Linked DNA regions of Mus musculus: region 2 is linked to region 1. Evidence: chromatin loops called from intact Hi-C (ENCODE). Cell type or tissue: gastrocnemius. All regions are shown on one strand.

Region 1 (8,000 bases):
GTAGCTCAATGCCTCCTGTGCTCATCTTACACAGAAATCTGGAAAAATTCTCTCAACACGCGCCAGTGGCAGTGTGCAGTGCTCAGTGGGCTCTCCTGAAGTCCAGTCGGGTAGGAACCTCTGTTGGGTGCTCTGGGACCCAGACAAGATGGTCCCCATTCCTTCTATCTCATGTGAAGCTATTGTTAGTGCTGACAGGCCTAGACAGGGTAAACAGAGCAGAGTGTTTAGCAAGTTCAAGAACTATGTTGGGGCCAGGTGCACTGGGGCACCTGCTCATAAACCTAGCACTCAGAGGCACAAGGCACATGGAGAGTTAGAGCCCCATTGCAAGCACTAGATCAACCATAGTGATGAGAATGTATCAAAACAAAACAAAACGTTCCTAGGGATGGGCATATAGCTCAAAGTGTTGAATGTATGCATGAGGTCCCAGGCTTGAGACACACACACACACACACACACACACACACACACACACACACTATAAATTTGTTTTTTAAAAACTAAAAAGAAGCCGGGCGTGGTGGCGCACGCCTTTAATCCCAGCACTAGGGAGGCAGAGGCAGGCGGATTTCTGAGTTCGAGGCCAGCCTGGTCTACAAAGTGAGCTCCAGGACAGCCAGGGCTATACAGAGAAACCCTGTCTCGAAAAACCAAAAAACCCCAAAAAAAAAAAAAAAAAAAAAAAAAAACTAAAAAGAAATTTATTTACTTAATGTATACGGGTGCCTTGCTTGTATGTATGTCTGTTTATCACATATGTTCCTGAAGAGGCCAGAAGAGGGTGTTGGATTCCTGCAGACTCGAGTTACAGACTGTTGTGAAATGTGAATGTTGTGAAATGCCAAATGGAGGCTGAGTCCTGGGTCCTCTAGAAGAGCAGCCAGTGGTTCTTAACCTCTGAGCTATCTCTCTAGCCCCATATTCAGGTTTTGTTGTTCATTTTGATCTCATTATGTAGCCTGGCTAGCCTGGTACTCATGATATAGAACGAGCCAGTCTCTGCCTATGGGGTGCAATGAAGCAAGGTGTGCGGCCTTATTTGTTCTCAAAGTTTACTTTTATTATTTTAAATTATTTGTGTATATGTGTTTGTGTGTGGGTATGTGCATGTAAGTACTGGTGCCCTCTGAATCCAGAGGCCAGAACCTCTGGAACAGGTGTTACAACCATCTGAGCCACCTGACACAGATGCAGCGATGGATTAATCTGGGTTCTTTGGAGATCAGCAAGTACTCTTAACCACTGAGACAGATCTTCAGTCCCCTTGGTCTTCTTTCTTTTTATTATATGTAAGTATACTGTAGTTATCTTCAGACACACCAGAAGAGGGCGTCAGATCTCATTACAGATGGTTGTGAGCCACCATGTGGTTGCTGGGATTTGAACTCAGGACCGTCAGAAGAGGAGTCAGTGCTTTTCTTAACCACTGAGCCATCTCTCCAGTCCCCTAACCCCCTTTTGTCTTGTTTCTTTATTAAGTCTCATTATGTAGCTGAGGGTAGCCTTCCTTGAATGAGCCATCCTCGTGCCTCTGCCTCCCGAAAGCTGGGCCCATCATGCTTGAAAATCCCTTCAAAGGAGAAAGGCAGCTCCAGACCCTAAGAGGTGCACAGGTGCAGTGATGGCCTCTGCTGGGGCGTGGCAGCCTCGACACTGTGCTCCTGTTCTCAATGTACGACTCTTTTTGAAATCATATATATATATATATATTACGTCTATATACGTGTGTGTGTGTGTGTGTGTGTGTGTGTGCACATGCCATGGTGTTCATGCAGAGGTCAGAGGACAACTGGGGGAGCTTGGCTCTCTCCTATCATGTGGGTCCTGGGGAACTGAACTCAGGTTATCAGGCAAGGCAGCAGTGACTTTGTCTGCTGAGCCATGTCATTGGAATGTGGTCTTTTGCTGTTGAGACAGGATCAGGGCAACCCAGCCAGGCTTCAAACCTGATCTGTAACCAGGGATGACCTGGAGCTCTTGATCCTTGCACTTTGACTTCCCACGTGCTGGGATTACAGGTGTGCTCCACCGGCCCCTCCCAGCTAAGTCTTCAATACAATCAACACGATCACAATGGACTGTGGGAATTCCTGTTTAGGATTATTATTTTGACTCAACGTCCTTGGTTTCTGGGATATACCAAGCTGCCACTGGGAATTCCTTTATAATTTTTACAAAGTTGACTGTACTTGGTTGGGTAATTATCTTCATCTTATTCAATTAATGCTAAGGTGCCAGCATTCTGCATTAGGAACCCGCCTTTTATAAACATTAAAAGAGCCCTGTGACTTGGGAGTTTGAATCCCACTTCCGCTAAAGGTGTGATGACAGTTCTCAACTCTTAACTATGCTAAATTTCTCCTAGAAAGTATAAGTGTTCAAGGCAACACCCTTAACACTTTTGGTGCAGTACGCTTGCTTTGTGGGAGTCTCACTTTCTTCCTTCGGTATCTGGAGATGCAGGCATCCTCTGGACAGCTTGTGCTATTTTATACTGTGTTCAGGAAACCATATCAAGCAGTCACCAAACAGAGCCTAAAGTCCAGTTCAAACCTCCTAAAGCCTGATACACAAGGTCCTGCTGGGACTTCCCACCCAGCTCTGTTTATAGTACAGAGAGTACTGTCATTATTTACTTGTAAGGTTCAGAGTCTCTTTGAGCCAGGGTCTCCCCATGTAGACCAGGCTGGCCTTCAACTTAAGGAGAGAGCCATCTGCATCTGTTTCTCTAGTGCTGGGATAAAACTGTGTACCTGATGCCGGGTAAGCATGTCTTATTAGTGTCAAAATATGCCTAGACCCAACCGGTTCTAGTCTTCAGGGCTTTCCTCCAGGCCAAACCACAGAATTTGGATTACTGCTCTGTCCTTCAGCACTGCCCTGGCTGTTTTCACCTTTGGTCTTCTAAGCCCAACATTCCACTATTAGCAACACTGTAGTTAGCAGTCTTAGGCCAGATTATGTAGCATTTCTTTTTATTTCACCCAGAGCAAAAGTTCCATCATTCCTTGCGATGGCTACACTCCTTCCTGTCTTCCCTCCTCAAATTCCTGGTACTTACCAAGCATTACGCATGTGGTAAGCCTTGCAGGTGGTGTTCTTATCTGAAAAATAACTCAGACGTTCATGTATCTTTCTACCTCCAAGTCTCCAACTAAAATATCATCTTTTAAAAATAAGAGGCCCTTTCTTACAAAGCACATAAAGACTCCGAATGGTGTGTGGTGGTGCAAGCCTGACATTTCAGCATTTGGGAGACCCTAATTTCTAGGGCAGTCTGGGCCACATAAGTTCAAAGTCAACCTCAACTACCTACCCAGTGAGAGACTGTCTCAAAACCCAATCCAACTAAACCAAAAGAACCCATTTTGAGGATGCCCCATTCACGGGCCAGAATTCCTTAATTCGGTCTCCTCAATCCAGGACTCGGTTTAGGTTCCTTCCCGGCACACGTCATTTCATTTGCCTCAATTTTCGAGTTTATGATATTAATCTGCTCACACCTGGCTGAGGTGGCAATGTAGGCTCAGAGAGGGTAGCATAGGTTCAAGGTGGCCCAGTGTCAAGTGTCAGGAATCTAACCCAGGACAGCAGACTTCCGGGCCTTTAGGGGCTGCCCTCCTAAGGAGCCAGCTGCGCCTCTTCACAGACTGTCTCCCTAAAAGATAAAAATCGGGCTGCGCAGAGCCTGCGGAGAGCACAAAGTCTTCCAGGAGGCAGCAGCCCCTCAGCGGGTCGGGAAGCGCCAGGATTTAACAGAGGAAACCGTACTGCCCGCAATCGCCCCGATCCCAAGTTTCCTGGTCGTCGGCGTGGCGCTCTGCAAACGGCAAACTACTAGATGCTTTGCAAACAAAGCCGGCAAGGGGGTGGGGGGGGGGGCAACCTGATGACAATAGGCATCGGTCAGAACCCGGACAGAAACGCCGGGTCTCCAGTCCTCGCCCTGCATCCCCGCATCACTTCCCGCAGGACAGCCCAGGCCGGACCCGCCCCCAGACCTCCGTCAGCCCTAGTCCGGGCGTCCGCCGGCGCCCACCACCCGGCCGCGACTGCAAGGTGAGGCTCCACGGGCCGCAGCCAGCCCGCCCACTCACCTGCGAGCGCCCATGTTCTTATCCTTCCTCGTCCGGAGACTGCTGGGGCCAGGATCGCGGCGCCGGCACCACCCCCGCCCCCGCAGTTGCCCCGCCCATTCACCACCGGAAATGCTCCGGCCCGGACTCTTTTTTTCCTGCCTTTCCAGCCCCGCAATATGGCGTCACTTCCGCTTGTGCCCGTTGCTCGAGTACGTGCCGGGAGTCTGGGTCTCGCGAACGCGCCAGGAGCGTGTCTCAGGCGGGAGCGCGCCCAGTAGATGACAACAAATTAGTCGCGCCGCGTCGGAGTCTTGTCTCGCCTCAGCCGCCAGCCCTCTCTGTCTGTCCCTCTGTCTCCCTACCGACGGAGCGCTTCGGAAGCTCCCGGCTTGGGGCGCCCGGTTCTGCTCAGCGCCCAGTCCCCGCCGGGCCTAGTGCGAGCGTCGCGACGCGGGCCATGGGGTTGCCCTGAGGGACGGCGGCGCCGAACCGACATGCAGCGGCCACCGCGAACCTAGATCCCCACCGCGGCTTGGGGACGCCGCCGGGCCGACCCTGAGGCGCTGCCGCTGCCTGGAGCCCAGGTCGGATCCCCCGAGTCGCCGCCGCGTGCAGCCCCGGCTCCCTCGAGCCGCCAGCCCTCACCATGCCTTGGCCATTTTCAGAATCCATCAAGAAGAGGGCCTGTCGCTACCTCCTACAGAGGTACCTGGGCCACTTCCTGCAGGAGAAGCTGAGCCTGGAGCAGCTGAGCCTGGATCTGTACCAGGGCACCGGGTCCCTTGCCCAGGTCCCCTTGGACAAATGGGTAAGCTGCTGTCAGCCAGCAGGGGTAGGAACTGGCTCTCCCCAGGGCGAGACCTGAGCGACTGTCATCCAGCATCGGGCACGTTCGGTTCTCCTTTGGGAATTGTTTAGATTCAAGTGTGGCCCGGCTCAGGGAAGTGTGTAAAGTGTAGCAAGTTTGCGCTCCTAGATCACGTGCTCCGGCTTAAACGGTGTAATGGAGGCACACACGGGGCGAAACAATCGAGTCATTGGTTGGGGGGGGGGGGGGGCGCTTGTGAGGCAGGCCCAGGAAAGTACGTGGCCACCCTTGCCTCTTGGGCTGCGAGTGTCTGCGGTGTTCCTAGGCAAACAAACCCTATTTCTGTGGATGACGTTAAGAAAAATTAAAGATGAAGAGGAGGTGACAGAAATCCCCAGTTATTTATTTTGGTCTGGATGCTGGTATATTTGCGTTTGCTGGGTTGGTTGTCTTCATTCACTGAAAGAAAGTTAGGCGAAGGCCCCTCTTGCCAGTTTGCCTGCTCTGCTTGCGTGAGGTTGTGAATGGCCCCAGTAGTGCTGTTTAGATTTGCCCTTTTGCTTCACGTGATAGATCGACAGGTCGTAAACGCAAATGTTGCAAAAGCTCGGGAGCCGAAGCCGCAGCGTCAGCCTTTTTTTAAAGAACCTGTTTCCTCCTAGAGGCTGTGAGTTGACTTCACCTGAACTTTGAGTATATTCAGTTCGCCAGAAGCAGTTGTATTTGCATCAGTGGGCTAAAATGCCTACTATTTTACTTAAGGCCTTGGGTTTGTCGAGTCTACTCTTTTTTCGAAAAGCTTAAATTATGGAAATTCCTTGACAACTTGTATTAAGAGGTATGACACAAGGTAATTGTAACGAAACTAGGTGACTTAAACCAGAGAGCACACACAAGTTAGTTTAGACAGCTCTAGTTTGAGTAACAGAAAGACCTGCCTTATACCAAAATAGTCCTAGGCTTTCACAGTCTGCCGAAAGACAGGTATAGTAGTTAACCCAAGTTCAGTTATCATAAAAGGACAGTAGAGTCCATGCCTCGGGAGAGCTGCTGTTCTTTCCTATCAGCAAACGGGATTTTTTTTTTTTTTTTTTTTTTTTTTTGGCCAGGTTTATTATGTAGTCCTAGCTGCCCAGACACTTGTCGTGTAGCCCAGGGTAGCCTGGAACTCATGACAAAGCTCTCACCTTAGCCTCTCCAGTACAGTTTGAATGGGCTACATTTTTCTTTTCTGTGGCCAAACTGTCTTATTCCGAGGCTGGAAAATGGGCAGGGGCTGAAGAGATCAAGAGGACCTGACATCCTCAGGGTAGATGTTTTTGGTGTCTCGTCACTGCTGAAAGCTGACTAAGGAGTCTTGAGGGTGGGAATGTTGATGGATGCTTTGGTGTGCAGTGCAGTACTCTTTGAAGAGACACCGAAACTAGCAGGTGGACATTATTATTTGTTTTATAAATGGCATTTAATACTTTGTCCTGTGCCACAGTTACAAGTATTACAGCAAGAATCCAAATTCGACGCCAAGTGCAGGCTTGCTTGCTTTTGTGTTTTTTGTTTTTGTTTGTTTGTTTGTTTTTGAGACAGGGTTTCTCTGTGTAGCCCTGGCTGTCCTGGAACTCACTCTGTAGATCAGGCTGGCCTTGAACTCAGAGATCCGCAGGCCTGTGCCTCCCAAGTGCTGGGATTAAAGGCGTGCTGCGCAGACTTGCTTTCTTAGGGAACATAGTATAAGAGCACACTTGAGAAAGCTCTCAGGGACTCCTGAGCAAGCGGTTTGATTAGCTGTTTTCTAGAAGTCAGGGTTTCTATTCCTGCTTAAACATCATGACCAAGAAGCAGTTGGGGAGGAAAGGGTTTATTCAGCTTACACTTCCATGTTGCTGTTCATCACCAAAGGAAGTCAGGGCTGGAACTCAAGCAGGTCAGGAAGTAGGAGCTGATGCAGAGGCCATGGAGGGATGTTTCTTACTAGCTTGCTTCCCCTGGTTTGTTCTGCTTGCTTTCTTATAGAACCCAGGACTACCAGCCCAGGGATGGTCCCACCCACAATGGCCCTTCTCACCCTTGATCGATCACTAATTGAGAAAATGCCTTATAGCTAGATCTCATGGAGGCATTTCCTTAACTGAAACTCCTATTTCTGTGATAACTCCAGCCTGTGTCCAGTTGACACATAAAACCAGCCAGTTCAGGTGTTATTCCAGGCTTTTTCATTTGTGTGGTTTTTAGACACAGGAAATTAGAAATGAGGCCATCTGAGGTTCATGGCTTGACTACAAGTCCCCTGGTAACATGAGTTGTGGATAGGCTTAACTGGAAGGTTGTTTTGTTTTCCTGAAGAGCGCTCGCTGTCAGCCCAAGTGATAACAGCAAAGCTTCCAAAAGCCTTTGGTGCTCTACCTTACTGTGCTTAGCGAAGGCTGGGGCAAATCAGAGCGGGGAAAGCAGATGCCGCTGTGCAGTCAGCTTCAGAACTCAGTTACTTTGGATACTTGATTTTAATGACTTTCAGGACTGAAAGAAAAAAAAAAAAAGACCCTTACACCCTTATAGATTCCTACAAGCTAAAGGGGACTTAAGTGAATGACATTTTTAACATTTCAATTCTTTAAAAAATTATTCTTCTGTAGCTTGATTTTATTATTTTGTGAGTTCTTTTTTCCACCCTTTCAGCCCCCTAACACTAGATAAGAGAGAAAAAAGGATAGAGAGGAAAGGAAAGAGATCCCTGAATAAAGTCAGGGATCAGAAACGGGGAGATGTTATTGTGAGACTACTTCCTGCTGATTAGGGGTGCTGAGTTCCTTGGGGCAAGTTTGATCTTCATTGTGAGGATATCTAATTTCTTTTTCTTCTTTGCTCATGGCTACTTAACAAAGTGAGACCAACACCAACCAACCAACACCAACCCACTCCACCTCTCAGGGACCTAGCTTTTATATCCTCTCTAGAAAGTTCCCAGCATTCCAAATGTCACACTGTTGCAGAAAGTATCGGCAGCTGGCAAAATCACACCTGCCAGAGCATGAGGCAGATCATAGTTAGCTGCTGTGGACAGTCTGAAGCAGCCCCATATCCTTCATCCGGGATTAAATTGAAAGCATATT
Region 2 (8,000 bases), 89 kb before region 1:
GTGTGTGTGTGTGTGTGTGTGTGTGTGTGTGTGTGTGTGTGTGTGCTGGCCAGAGGACAGTCTCAGATGTCATCCTTAAGAACACTGTCCACCTACTTTGAGACAGGGACTGGGGCTCACCAATCAGGGTAGACCGGCTGACTATCAAGTCCCAGAGACCCTCTTGATTCCGCCTCACCGGAACTGGGATTCCAAGAACAGGACACCATGCCTGGTAGTTTGAAACAGATTCCGGGTAGCAGCAGTGAGGCTAGAGCTACACAGCTTTCATACTGTCATCCTCAGGGGCACGAGGAGTTCCCTTAAGAAAAGGGATTTTTATTTTTAGGTACGTGTATGGTGTGTGTGTATGTGTGTGTGTGGGGGGGGGGTGAGTGTATGCCATGTAAGTGCAGGTACCGAAAAAGACCAGAACCGGGCTCTGGATCTCCAGAACTGGAGTTAAGTATGGTTACCAGCTCTTGTCCTGGGTGCTAGAAACCAAACCCAAGGCCTCTGGAAGAGCAGGGAGTGATTTCAACTGCTTAGCCACCTCTCCAACTCCAGCTCCAGCCCCTCATTTTTTAGTCTTTTAGGGACCTTGACTAAGGCCAAACCAGGAACCCTGGCTTTGACACAGGAAAGGATTTCAGGCCTAATCAGCCATTACTGGAGGTTTTATCAAAGGCATCCAAAAAGGCCTCAAGCAGGAGAGTTTTGAAAAAATCGGAGAGCTAAGGAAGAGCATGCCCAAGTGTGGGTGTAAGCTTATCAAGAAAGTAAGCCATGCTCAAGTATCGCACAGGTTCCTCAAAGGAAAGCCACAGTGAGTTGTAGTAGCATTGGCTATGTGCAGCAGTTATCTGGCTCTTGAGTTATAGCTCAAAAGGTTGGTATAAAAACATTCTCTGTCCGGGCGTGGTGGTGCACACCTTTAATCCCAGCACTTGGGAGGCAGAAGCAGGCAGACTTCTGAGTTCCAGGCCAGCCTGGTCTACAAAGTGAGTTCCAGGACAGCCAGGGCTATACAGAGAAACCCTGTCTCGAAAAACAAAAAACAAAAAAAGTTCTCTGTTTCCTCTCTCTTTTGATGAGTGAAATTACAGGATAGCTCTCCGGGTGCCTTAGATGGAGATTATAACCCAATAAAGGTGAAACCAGAGGCCACGAGGATTGCACAAGGGGCGCTCCGTCCATTCTTTCCCCTCCGTTTGGGGTTTCCGGGGAGATTCCTAGAAAATGGTAGGTTTGTAACTGGGAGAGGAGACAGGCAGCTGTGACCTGTCCTGGAGCCTTCCTTTCCTTGCTGGTGACAGCCAGCCTCCTAGTGAGTGACTCTTCTTCCTTCTCATTTCTCCAAGCCTTCCCCTGTCTTTCTGCTCAGCTGACCTCCTGCTTCCAACACAAGCATTTCACAGGCTAAGTGTCCCCAGACCCCTATACCCCACAACGGGCTTCTTCACATTGTCTTCTTCTAATTTTTTATTTGTTGTGCTCTTGAGAGAGGGTCTCATGTAGCCCAGGTTGGTCTCAGACTTGCTTCTAGTGGAAGTAGATGATTCTCCTGCCTCTCCCACACACGTGTTGGGATTGCATTTGTACAGAGCACCATGCCTGGATTTCTCAATGTGGTCCTGAGTTCTGTTTTCAAGTATTTTGTGGAGATTTTTTTTTTCATATAGAAAATAAGTGTTTTTTTTTTTTTTTAATTCTGTCTCCATCTGATTTTAGTATCACAGTAATATTGGCTTTGTAGAATGAGTTTGGTAGAGTTTCTTCCCACACTAGTTAATGGACCAAGTTGAGACATATTCAAGTTTGGTAGTGGGCTAGTGAGGTGGCTCAGTAGGTAAGAGTGCTTGTTGCAAAAGCCAAACAGGAGTCAAAACATCCCAGATTCCACATAAAACGTCTGGCCTGGGGGCTGGAGAGATGTCTCAGCGGTTAAGAGCACTGCCTACTGTCCCAGAGGACCCAGGTACGATTCCCAGCACCCACACAGCAGCTTACAAACCTCTGTTAACCCCAGTTCCAGGGGATCCAATTGCCCTCTTTTGGCCTCTGTGAACACCAGTCCCACACAAGGTACATAGACATGCATGTAGGCACAGTTGCATGTGTGCTATAACCCCAGAGCTGGGGGTGACAGGGTGCAGAGAGACACGAGAAACGCCACCGTTTGCTGAAATAGGTTCAGCTTAACTTCCGTTTCCATGAGAAACTGTCTCAAGAAAATAAAGTGGCGAGTGCTAAGCTGGACACCTTACAAACACCTCTGGCCTCAGAATGGTCACACATGTACACACACACACACACACACACACACACACACACACACACACACACATGTACACACACGGGGAGGTTGGTAGGATTCAGCAGCAAATCCACACGGATTTTCGGTCTTTTTGTGGGAGATTTTAGTTACTGCTTCAGTACCACTAACCGTTTGGATTATTTATAACTTCTAGATTTAATTTTGATAAGTCATAGGAATTTTGAGATTTATCTGTTTATTCTAGGGTTTACAGGTTTGGGGAACATACATTTTCAAGAGTCCCTCGTGTGTGTCCAGTTTCATGGGGGTTAGTGAGCACAATTCCCTTTTTATCTCCGATATTATCAGTTTGAGTTAATGCTATTTATTCATCCATCTATCTATCTATCTATCTATCTATCTATCTATCTATCTATCTATCTATCTATCCATCCATCCATCCATCCATCCATCCATCCATCCATCCATCCATCTATCTATCTATCTATCTATCTATCTATCTATCTATCTATCTATTTAATGACGTGATTTGAGCCAGGGTTTCTCTGTGTTGCCCTGGCTGTCCTGGATCTAGCTCTGTAGACCAGGCTGGCCTTGAACTCAGAGACCCATCTACCTCTGCCTCCCGAGTGCTGGGATTAAAGGCGAGTGCCGCCATTGCCAGGCTGGGTTGCCTATCTCAATGTTTTCAAGGCCGGCTTTGTTTGATTAATCCTGTCTCTGTGGAAACTGTTCTTCTATGCTCTGGTCCCTCCACTTCTGCCCTGAGCTTTCTTTGTTGCCATCTATGAGGCTTGAGTCGGTGTGTTGCTTCTGCCGAACTCTGTGGTGCCTGCCTCCTTAGGACATTCATCTGTAATCTTGCCTTTTTGTTGGTGGTGGTGATTCGGGTTTGTTTGTTTGGTTGGTCGGTTTGTTTTGTTTTTTGGGTTTTTTAAATCTTAATTTTTTTTATTTTTTTATTTTTTATTTTTTCTGAGTCAGGATTTCTCTGGCTGTCCAGAGAGAGGAACTTGCTGTGTAGACCAGGCTGGCCTTATGCAACTCCAGCTAGCCTGGAACTCTATACCCCACGATATAGACTACGATAGCCTTGAACCTATGGAAATGTGCCTTCTGAGTGCTGTCCTTAAGAGCAAGGTGCCACCATGCCTGAACGTCCAATGTTTTATTTGTGTGTTTGCTGTGTAATTGCTCTGTTTTAAATGTGACAGTTACAGCCCTCCCTCCCAGGACTGCCTGGCCTGTGTCCCAGAGATTCCGGGAGGTTCTGCCTCATTTTCATTTGCCTGCAGGCATTTCCTAATTTCCTCCCTGAACTCCTCAGTGACCCACCATTCATTCAAAACTGTCTCCTACAAGTCTCCACTCACGTATGTAGTTTCTGAGGTTTCTCCAGCTTATGTTTTCTGACCAGAACTCCATCGTGGTCTGACGAGAAGAGTTCTTTGAAATTTTTGCATTTGTTAAGGCGTGCTGTGTAGAGAAATTTCACATGCTGCTAAGGACAATGTGTACTCCCCACCTGTTGGATGGACTATTCTGTAGATACATGCTAAATCTTGCTGATCTGCGGTACAGTTTAGCAGTCTTGTTTTCTTTGTGAGGTTATGTTTGGAAGACTTATCTAAATGTGAGCCTGGGGTATTGAAGTCTCTCACTACTATTGTATCAGGACCTACAGTGACTGCTAGGCCTTTTCAAGTCTGTTTTATAAAAATTTTACAATTGTCACATCTTCTGGATGAATTGTTCCCAGTTTTAGTATGCAGTGTCCCTCTTTGTCTCTTCTGTCTGGTTTTGGTCTGAAGGCTACTTTATGAGGTATAAGAGTCATTGTGCCAAGCCAGGCAGTGGTGGTACATGTCTTTAATCCCAGCACTTGGGAGGCAGAGGAAAGTGGAGCTCTGAGTTTGAGGCCAGCCTGGTCCACAGAGCTAGTTCCAGGACAGCTAGAGCCATATAAAACATCATCAACAACAACAAACAAACAAAAATTACTGTGCCAACCTGTTTTACAGATTTCATTTTCCTGCTAGATTGATTTCCACCCTTGGATACTAAGTTTTATTTGGTTTTAAAATCTTTTACATTATATTCCTTGTGTGGGTGTATGTGTGTGTCTCTGTGTGTGGATGCGCCTCTCTCTCTGATGTGTGTGTGATGTATATGTGTGTGTGATGTATATATATGTGTGTGTGTGTGTGTGTGTCTGGTACATGTATGCCATGGTATATTTGTAGAGGTCAGAGGTCTACTTGTGAGAGTCTTTTTCTCCCTTACCACGTGGGTGGGTCTCAGGCCTACCAGCAAGCACCTTTAACCCCCTGAGCCCATCCCCCAGCTCCACTCTCAGCTTGGGGTCCACTTGCTAGCTAAGTGAGTTTCTTGAAGTCAACAGGTAATTGGATCCTGGTTTCAATCCAGCCGCTTAACCTGCACACACCCTCTCTTGGTGAGTTGAGTCCATTTGAACTTGATTCTTTGTGAGAGAGGTTTGCTGCTTCCGGCCATCTATCGGGTCAGCTGATTGACTGGTCTTCACTGGCATTCTTCCTCCTGTCTATGTGGGCTACATAAACTAACTCTTTCATCGTCACAAAACCTCCATGAAACAGGTAACACCTTTCTCTTCATTTTCAAGGTGGGGACTATGAGATACCAAGGGGAACAGAAGTGGGGTCCTGTAGAGAAGGGAACAGGATTTGAGCTCTAGCAGCAAAATCACGAGACGAATAAAAGCAATTTGAGTTTCTGTTATACAACGTTTATGGTAGGAGACCCCAAGAACCAAGGGAAAGAAAAACAGGAAACAGGCATGTGGGCAGGTCCCTGTCCTTGAGTGTATGTACAACTTAATTGCGTCTTTGGCAACCCTAATCCCCCCCTTCCCATAGGAACTTTTAATGTTTTAGCTTCACTAATATTTTAAAGTACCCGGTCAGAATATAAGGCACCCTATATGAGAGACAAAGAAGCCAAGAAAATAGAAAAGGCATGATATCAGTCTCGCTGGCTTTGAAGAAAAATTTCCAGAGATGGTGCTAGTGAAAGAAAATAAAACTTGAGACCTGTGATTCATGTAATTTATGTCAAATAGCCCAAAGAGTTGTTTGTGAGCTTTGAAACCTGGGGCTGAGAACATAGCAGAACAGGCCAGGACATGCCTGGGCAGGCCCATCGTTAAGACATTCCTGAGGCTGCTTGGCCATAAAGATAAAGAGAATGTCTGGGCTGGCCCGGTGCCTCCCTATCTCCCGCCCTTCTGACCTAAGTTAAATGTTATCTGCATGTATAGTCTGCTGATGTTTAAATGGACCAATCATGTGAAACCGAGCCAATTCCTCCCTGCTGATGTTTAAATGAACCAATCATGTGAAACCGGGCCAATACCTCCCCCAGCCCCAGCCCCTTTTCTATAAAAAACCCTAGCTTCTAAGCCTCGTGGTCGAATCCACTGTCTCCTGAGTGAGATACACTTCGACCCGGAGCTCTGCCATTAAACTACCTCCTGTTTTTACATCAAGGCGTTCTGTTCTGTTCTGTTCGTGATTCTTGGGTGCACACTGAATAGGGAATTGAGTGGGGGTTTCCCCACTAGGTTCTTTCACTAGTACTCAGAAAACCATGTCCTATTAAAGAGACTTGGGGTCCCATTTGCACATTCAGACCTCCTACAATTTGCTTTTGGAAGTTCTAATAAAATAGTAAAAGAAAGCCAGGCGTGGTGGAACACGCCTTTAATCCCAGCACTTGGGAGGCAGAGGCAGGCGGATTTCTGAGTTCGAGGCCAGCCTGGTCTACAAAGTGAGTTCCAGGACAGCCAGGGCTATACAGAGAAACCCTGTCTCGAAAAACCAAAAAAAAAAAAAAAAAAAAAAAAAAAAAGGCACTGTGCAGACACCCACATGACATGAATGGGAAAATGCATGACATGAGAGGGAAAAATCCTTACTTTCTGAATGAGCATAGACAGAGCTGTCAGAAAAATGGATAAAGTCAGACTAACCTCTGCTTACAGTCTTGATGTGAATAAGCAAAGCAGAGAATGTGGAATTGGCGAGAAAGCAGGGACTCAGTTGCTGGTAGAGGATGTGTGGGCCAGCTTACATTTGTGATGGTTTGAGAAGCTGTCCCCCATAGTCCTGGGTGTTTGATACTTGATCCCTCCTTGATGGCGCTGCCTGGGAGGTTTAAGAGGTGTACCCTTACTAGAAGTAGTAAAGACTAACTTCACTTTGGGTTTGCTCTCTGGGCTTCCTGTTTGCAGTTTGGAAGGTTGAGGCCTTGGCTCTCAGCTTCCAGCTCCAGCTGCTGTTAGTCACTTGATACCATGCTGTCTCTGCCATTGAGGACCCTAGCTAGGCTGGCTGGTTTTATGCCAGCTTGACATGAGTTATAATCATTTTTAGGAGCAGGGAACATCAATTGAGAAGATGACAGACCAACAGACAGACAGACAGACCTGTGTTACGGTTTCCTCATCGATGATGGATGTGAGAGGACCTAGCACGTTTTGGGCAGTGCCACCCCAGGCAGGTGGTTCCGGGAGCTATGTAGAAAGCAGGTTGAACAAGCCATAGGCCAGTGAGTAGCACCCTCCATGGTCTCTGCATCAGTCCCTGCCTCCCAGTGCCTGTCTTGAGTTCCTTCCATGATAGACTGTGACATGGAACTATAGGCGTGAAACAAACTTTACTCCCAAAGTCATGGGGTCTTATCACAGCAATATAAACCCCAAATAAGACACTGCCCCTCTGGAACCATGAGCCTAAATAAAGGTTTCCTTCTGTAAGTTATCTTGCCCAAGGTGGTTCATCGAAGTGATGGAGAAGTAACCAAGGCAGCCTTGCATACATAGAAAGAGGCAGTTTAGACATAGTATTAATACTTCAACAACCATGTCTAGTCTGACTCAGCAAACTTTAGGCAAACTTATTACTCAGTCCCTCAAAGTCATGGAGGACAGGTGGGGCAATAGAGGAACCAGGGCGCCCTCATATCCAGAGCTATAAAGACACACTCACACCCTATAATGTAGGAAGGAATTTTCACATGCCTGTTACTAATGGCTGTAACTGTTCTAGTTCTGTAAAGAGAACACCATGATCAACACAGCTCTCAGAAAAGCAAGTACTTAATTGGGGGCTTGCTTACAGTTCCAGAGGGTTAGTCCATGACCACCACTGTGGCATGCAGACAGGCATGGCGCTGGAGCAGTAGCTGAGAGCCTCACACCATGGTCTACAAGCAGCAGGCACAGAGTAAGACACTGGGCCTGGCATGAACTTTTGAAACCTCAGAGCCCACCCCCAGCAACACACTTCCTCCAGCAAGTACATACCTACTCAGACAAGGCCACACCTCTTCATCTTCCCCAGTTTATCAAGTGGGGACAAGGCATACAAATGTTTGAGCCTGTGGGGGCCAGCCACATTCAAACCACCATAAGCACAGAGGCACTATCAATGTTCGGTCGGTCCTGAGTTGAGCATCTCCTGCTCCCAGCCCTGATGGCTGTGTCAGAGCACAGGGTTAACACCGGCAACCACTAACTAGACTCTGGACTTCGACAGATCTGAGCCAAAACATCTCTAGAATGAGCAAAGAGCGCAAGGCCTGGGGATGAGAGAGGCACAGACCGTGTGCGTCTCAGGAACATGGCTGGCTGTCCTAGCAGCAAGAGAGTGCTTTTGTTCTCCTTGTTCTGTATCATTTGCTGGCTGAACAATGGCACGTCAGG

What was found. Peaks named below come from ENCODE experiments on the same cell type or tissue, not always from the same donor. Only the 100,000 strongest peaks of a DNase experiment are listed, where the experiment ranks them.
Region 2: a loop joins it to region 1, with 1.9 times the contacts of the local background. A loop is called at or near these places in 17 of 42 quality-filtered maps.

The regions. Positions count from the first base shown.
Region 1 is chr12:105,681,562-105,689,561 of GRCm38, reverse strand. Atg2b (autophagy related 2B) reads left to right here and starts at 4,321. Exons shown (of 42, transcript NM_029654.4): 1 at 4,321-4,893. The coding sequence starts at 4,732. Gskip (GSK3B interacting protein) reads right to left here and starts at 4,210. Exons shown (of 3, transcript NM_178613.3): 1 at 4,104-4,210. The coding sequence starts at 4,117. In gastrocnemius, no CTCF peak of the experiment used is centred here; a DNase peak (open chromatin) is centred at 4,278; H3K4me3 peaks cover 3,183 bases; H3K27ac peaks cover 3,269 bases.
Region 2 is chr12:105,770,591-105,778,590 of GRCm38, reverse strand. All of the region lies in intron 16 of Ak7 (adenylate kinase 7), which reads right to left. Among named protein-coding and RNA genes, the nearest start is that of Papola, 10 kb to the left of the region's middle. In gastrocnemius, no CTCF peak of the experiment used is centred here; no DNase peak of the experiment used is centred here.